Linked DNA regions of Homo sapiens: region 2 is linked to region 1. Evidence: read pairs that join two places in POLR2A ChIA-PET (ENCODE). Cell type or tissue: B cell. All regions are shown on one strand. Each heading gives the region's core, and the rest is flanking DNA. Links, peaks and the distances in the headings are about the cores only. Region 1 overlaps USP46 (ubiquitin specific peptidase 46). Region 2 has its middle 13 kb from the start of DANCR.

What was found. Peaks named below come from ENCODE experiments on the same cell type or tissue, not always from the same donor. Only the 100,000 strongest peaks of a DNase experiment are listed, where the experiment ranks them.
Region 2: POLR2A ChIA-PET joins it to region 1 with 5 read pairs; 7 of 35 experiments call an interaction of 5 or more read pairs at or near these places.

The regions. Positions count from the first base shown.
Region 1 is chr4:52,643,758-52,646,688 of GRCh38, forward strand. All of the region lies in intron 1 of USP46 (ubiquitin specific peptidase 46), which reads right to left. Among named protein-coding and RNA genes, the nearest start is that of USP46, 14 kb to the right of the region's middle. In B cell, for the core only: no CTCF peak of the experiment used is centred there; a DNase peak (open chromatin) is centred at 1,734; H3K27ac peaks cover 467 bases.
Region 2 is chr4:52,697,470-52,700,400 of GRCh38, forward strand. No RefSeq gene overlaps it. Among named protein-coding and RNA genes, the nearest start is that of DANCR, 13 kb to the right of the region's middle. In B cell, for the core only: no CTCF peak of the experiment used is centred there; no DNase peak of the experiment used is centred there.

The DNA.
Region 1 (2,931 bases), core at 245-2,744:
AGGCAGATTACTCTTAATATCCCCATTCTACACATGAAAAAAATGTAGGGAACCTGCCCAAGCTCACTCAGCCAATAAGAGCAGATCTGGGATTCAAACCTATGTAAATTCGGTTCCTGAGTCTGAGCTCTGGACCACAAGCCAGGAGAGGAGATATTTTCATTCACATTTTCAGTAATTCTTTAGCTACAGATGTAAGGCTTGGGCAGCCAGCCAGGAACTGTCTCTGAGTATGTCCACTTTGGCTGCTGGCTGTCACACATTACCTAACCACCGGGCACTTACCCAGAGTGGCTACGAATGCCTGACCTGTTTAGTTAGCAACATATCACCACGGAGCCCCTGTCCCACTGAGCAATACTGAATGTGACTCTCTCTGCCAAATAAATCACTGATGGGGACTCATTATCCCCATGTCATAGCTGAAGGAAATGAGGTTAACTAACTTGCCAAGGTCAAGTGTTAGCATGAGGCAGAGGTAAGTGGTGAACCTATGATCTTAACACCATTATTCCACAACCCTGGCTCCTGTTTCAACAGCCCACTCCTCTCCAGGCTTCAACAGGGAAAGCAATCATGAACAAGAAGGCAGTCAAGGGGCATTTTCATCCCACAGCATGACAACATGTCACTTCTATGTCTTATGTCAGAAGTCCCCAACCCCCAGGTACAGTTCTGTGACCTGTTAGGAACCAAGCGGCACAGCAGGTGAGCAGGCATTACCACCTGAGCTCTACCTCCGGTCAGATCAGCAATAGCATTAGATTCTCATAGGAGAGTGAACTCTATTGTGAACTGCGCATCAGAGGGATCTAGGTTGCATACTCCTTCTGAGAGTCTAATGCCTGATAATCTGAGGTGGAACGTTCATCCCAAAACCATCCCCAGCTCTGCCCAGGTTTGTGGAAAAATTGTCTTCCACAAAACCTGTCCCTGGTGCCAAAAAGTTTGGGGACCGCTATCTTACATGATATTGAATTAAAAAAAAAAAAAAAAAAAAACCTCTGAAAAAAACCTTGGCCAGGCGCAGTGGCTCACGCCTGTAATCCCAGCACTTTGAGAGGCCGAGGTGGGTGGATCACGCGGTCAGGAGTTTGAGACCAGCCTAACCAATATGGTGACACCCCGTCTCTACTAAAAATACAAAAAATTAGCCGGGCGTGGTGGCACGCGCCTGTAAGCCAAGCTACTAAGGAGGCTGAGGCAGGAGAATTGCTTGAACCCAGGAGGTGGAGGTTGCAGTGAGCTGACATCGTGCCATTGCACTCCAGCCTGGGTGACAGAGAGGGACTCCATCTCAAAACAACAACAACAAAAATTAGCCGGACATGGTGGCATGCACCTATAATCCCATGTACTCGGGAGGCTGAGGCAGGAGAATAGCTTGAACCCGGGAGGCAGAAGTTGCAGTGAGCCGAGATCGCGCCACTGCACTCCAGCCTGTGAGGTGAAGACAGACTCTATCTCAAAAAAAAAAAAAAAAAAAGAAAACCTCAACATGACTTCATTTAATAATTGTACACAGAAGCCAAAACATCTGCCACTGAAGAAAGCTGACCTGGGATACTTGACTACATGACCATCCCAAGTCATTCTAGCAAGGAGCATTAAAGAACATCTAGAAAGAAGCTGTGGCTGGCAAAACAATTCTCCATATATTTAGAGATAACAAAATGAAGTCCTCATGCAAAACTAAAACTTCAAGTCAAAAGCAGAACAAAGAATCTTGAGACCATGCCTGTTTTCTAGCTGCAGGTGGAAGACAAGGAAATAGCCACTTATGTCACTGAACTCAGTGAGCTAGAAGCAAGAACCTCATTTCCAATTCAATCCTTCTACAAAGCCACCAAGATGCTGCCTGAATTATCATGTCCCCTAAGCTCCTACTTTACCCACAAATACACTTCCCATCTGTTCCCAGAAAGGCAGCAGAGGAGGCTGGGGTCCTTGCAAAATCCTAGGTCAAAGAGGCCTTGATATGGTTTGGCTCTGTGTCCCCACCCAAATCTCATCTAGAATTGTAATTCCCACAATTCTAGGGGCCTGGTGGGAGGTGATTGGATCATTGGGGCGGTCTTTCCCCTCGCTGTTCTCATGATAGTGAGTGAGTTCTCACAAGATCGGGTTGTTTGAAAGTGTGTGGCACTTTCCCTTTCTCTCTTGCTCTCTCCTGCTCCACCATGGTAAGATGTGCCTGCTTTCCCTACACCTTCTGCCATGATTTTAAGTTTCCTGAAGCCTCCCAGTCATGCTTCCTGTTAAGCCTTTGGAACTGTGAGTCAATTAAACCTCTTTTCTTCATAAATTACCCAGTCTCAGGTAGTTCTTTATAGCACTGTGAGAATGGACTAATATAGGCCTGCTCTGTAAATTTTATTAATAGGGTGATTTCATCCTCCCATCTTCTCATCCAAGCTCAAGGTCTTCATCAGTGAAAATCACAACACCTGCATTCCCACCTTACAGCATGGGGAGCACTGCAGGAGTCAACATGCCTCAATGCACTTGTGCGGCAACCCGGCCCTCGGGAACCAGTCCCTCCTGGGTCAGTATTGCACCATCAGAGATATTTTCCACTAATGTAACAAAACCATCCTGAAATGTGCTGATTATGAAATGTAAAATATAAAATTCTGGGCTCTCTCCTCCCATCCTCAAATAGAGTAGCAATGGGAGAAAAAACATGAGTAAGTTGTTCTTTACAGCAATGTTATTTACTCAAAACTCTCTGTGGTGAGCTACATCCAGAAACTAAAAACATGGAGATAAAATGAATGGATAGAGTAATTTTGTATCTGTCAAGTTTAGTAACAAAAAAATTAAGGCTTGCATTTTATTTCTCTTTGGGTTTTTTTAATTCCATTTTGCTAGTTATTCCTTTTTATTGTATTTTACAAATATATTGGTCTGAGACAGATTGAAAATAACAAT
Region 2 (2,931 bases), core at 238-2,737, 54 kb after region 1:
AACAAAACAAAACAAAACAAAACAAAAAGTGGTATTCATCACATTACCCGACTTCAAACTATACTACAAGGATAGAGAGCCCAGGAATAATGCCACACACCTACAATAATCTGGTCTTTGACAAAATCAACAAAAGCAAGCAATGAAGAAAGGACTTTCTATTCAATAAGTGGTGCTGAGGTAACTGGCTAGCCATATGGAAAAGACTGAAACTGGACCCCTTCCTTACACCATATACAAAAATTAAGTCAGGATGAATTAAAGACTTTAATCTAGAACACATAACTATAAAAACCCTGGAAGATAACCTAGGAAATACCATTCTGAACCTAGGACCTGGCAAAGATTTCATGATGAAGACATCAAAAGCAATTGCAACAAAAACAAAAATTGATAAATGAAACCTAATGAAACTAAAGAGTTTCTGCACAGCAAAAGAACCTATCAAGAAAGAGTAAACAGACAACCTATACAATGGGAGAAAATATTTGCAAACTATCCATCCAACATAGGTGTTATATCCAGAATCTATAAAGAACTTAAATTTACAAGCAAAAACAACCCCACTAAAAAGTGGCCAAATGTCATTAACAGATGCTTTTCGAAAGACATGCTGCCAACAATCATATAAAAAAATGGCTCAACTTCATTAATCATTAGAGAAATGCAAACCAAAACCACAATAAGATACCATCTCACACCAGTTATACTGGCTATTAATAAAGTAAAAAAAAAAAAAAGATGCTGGTGAGGTTGTAGAGAAAAAGGAATGCTTATGCACTGCTGGCAGGAATGTAGACTTGTTCATTCACTGCTGAAAGCAGTTTGGCAATTTCTCAAAGAACTTAAAACAGAACTACCATTTGACCAGCAATTCCATTACTGGGCATATACCCAAAGGAATTATAAATCATTCTACTGTAAAGACACATGCATGTGCATGTTCAACTCGGCAGCATAGCAAAGACATGGAATCAACCTAAATGCCCATCAGTGGTACACTGTATAAAAAACATGTGATACACACACACACACACACACACACACACACACACACACACACACACGGAATACTATGCATCCATAAAAAAGAATGAGATCATGTCCTCTGTAGCAACATGGATGGAGCTAGAGGCCATTATCCTAAGCAAACTAATGCAGGAACAGAAAACCAAATATCACATGTTCTCACATGTAAGTGGGAGCTAAACATTGAGTACATATGGACGCAAGGCACGGAACAAGAGACACTGGGGCCTACTTGATGTTGGAGGGTGGGAGGGGGGTGAGGATTGAAAAACTACCTATAGGGTACTATGTTTATTACCTAGGTGGCAAAATAATGTGTACACCAAACCCCTGTGACATGCAATTTACCTATGTAACAAACCTGCACATGTACCCCCAAACCTAAAATAAAAAATTTTAAAAAACAGGAAAAAAAAATTATTTTGCTGAGCCCTAACAAAAAATAAACAAAAGTCAGAAGGGTCATAAGTGTCTAATCACTCAACAAAACTAGCATCACTATCTTCAGATCACAAAAAGATGATAAACTCAACACTGATTTTACTTTTCCAGAGAGCATAAGTTCAGCTCCACTACAAGGAATCTTTTTTCACTGTTGTATATCTTCAATTATTTAAAAAGGTTAGCTTCCCATTCCAGTAGATATAGCTGAAAAAAAAAATATTAGTCTTCCTATAACTTCTTCAATCCTATGGGACCCTCTGATATATAAAAGGATAATTTCCCTCTTCTATAGAATAATATATCCACAAGTATATATATATATTCTTGCACACAGATCATGTTCATCAACACCTTAAATGTTTAGTGTCATGGAAGAATTTGGCATCAAAATTTGTGTATGTTAATTTATTAAGAAAAATATTTTTAAATAAAATGGAAATTCAGCATCCTAAATAGAGTATTCTAAATGTAATTTATATTTTGTTCTGTGGCTTTAGGTTATCACCATTATTGAAATAAATTTTTGTATTGTGCTCTCATTAAAAAATAATAAAATAAAAATTGAGCAAATTGATTCAAGACCAGAGTCTAGGACCCTATGTAAAACAACACAGTTTTCTTAGAGAATTGATCTGGTCTTTAATAGATAATTGTTAAGAGGTTATAAAATGTTTATAGAAATCTCATCTTGTGTGGCCAAAGCTGTTAGATTGGATGAATTTGTTTATCAGGCTTTATTAAAATTAGCTTTATTGTTATTAATATACTAATATGAAAGTAAAATTTGATTTTCTCCTTCGAACAAGAATTTCACATAGTATTAATAAGACATTGTAACATATTTATTTACCTTTTGAGTAAACTGCAAAAAAAAGTAGAGGAAGACTTTGCCTCATGCTGCCTTTTTTTTTCTTTTCTTGACTGGAAATGGTCTCCTCTCTATCAGAGTAAAAGTTTTTGCTTTTTGAAATATGTTAATTATCATTTTGGGTAAATGAATGATTATTTTTTACAGTGACCTGTGATTCTATTTTGATCATATGTTTTAAACTGTTCTTATTTTAATATCAAATACTAAACCTTTAATATTTGACATACTTCCCAAAATTAAATTTTGAATTCTAAAATTAAGTCTTTTTGACCTGAACTAACTTGCACTTAACAAACAGGAACTCCTGAAAATCCTCAAGAGACATGTTAGGCTTATTTGGTATGTTAAACTCATAGGAGGCAATGTTAAATAAGAAATGGTGTTTAACTTTTTCGAGTTATATTTGCATAAATGTATTATTAATATGTGTTCCAAAATTATATGAGGTTCTTAAAATTCTGATATGTCTTGATATATGTTATATCTTATGTATGTATGTAGGTATGTATGTTTTTGAGACGGAATCTTGCCCTGTCACCCAGGCTGGAGTGCAATGGCGCGATCTCAGCTCACTGCAACCTCCGCCT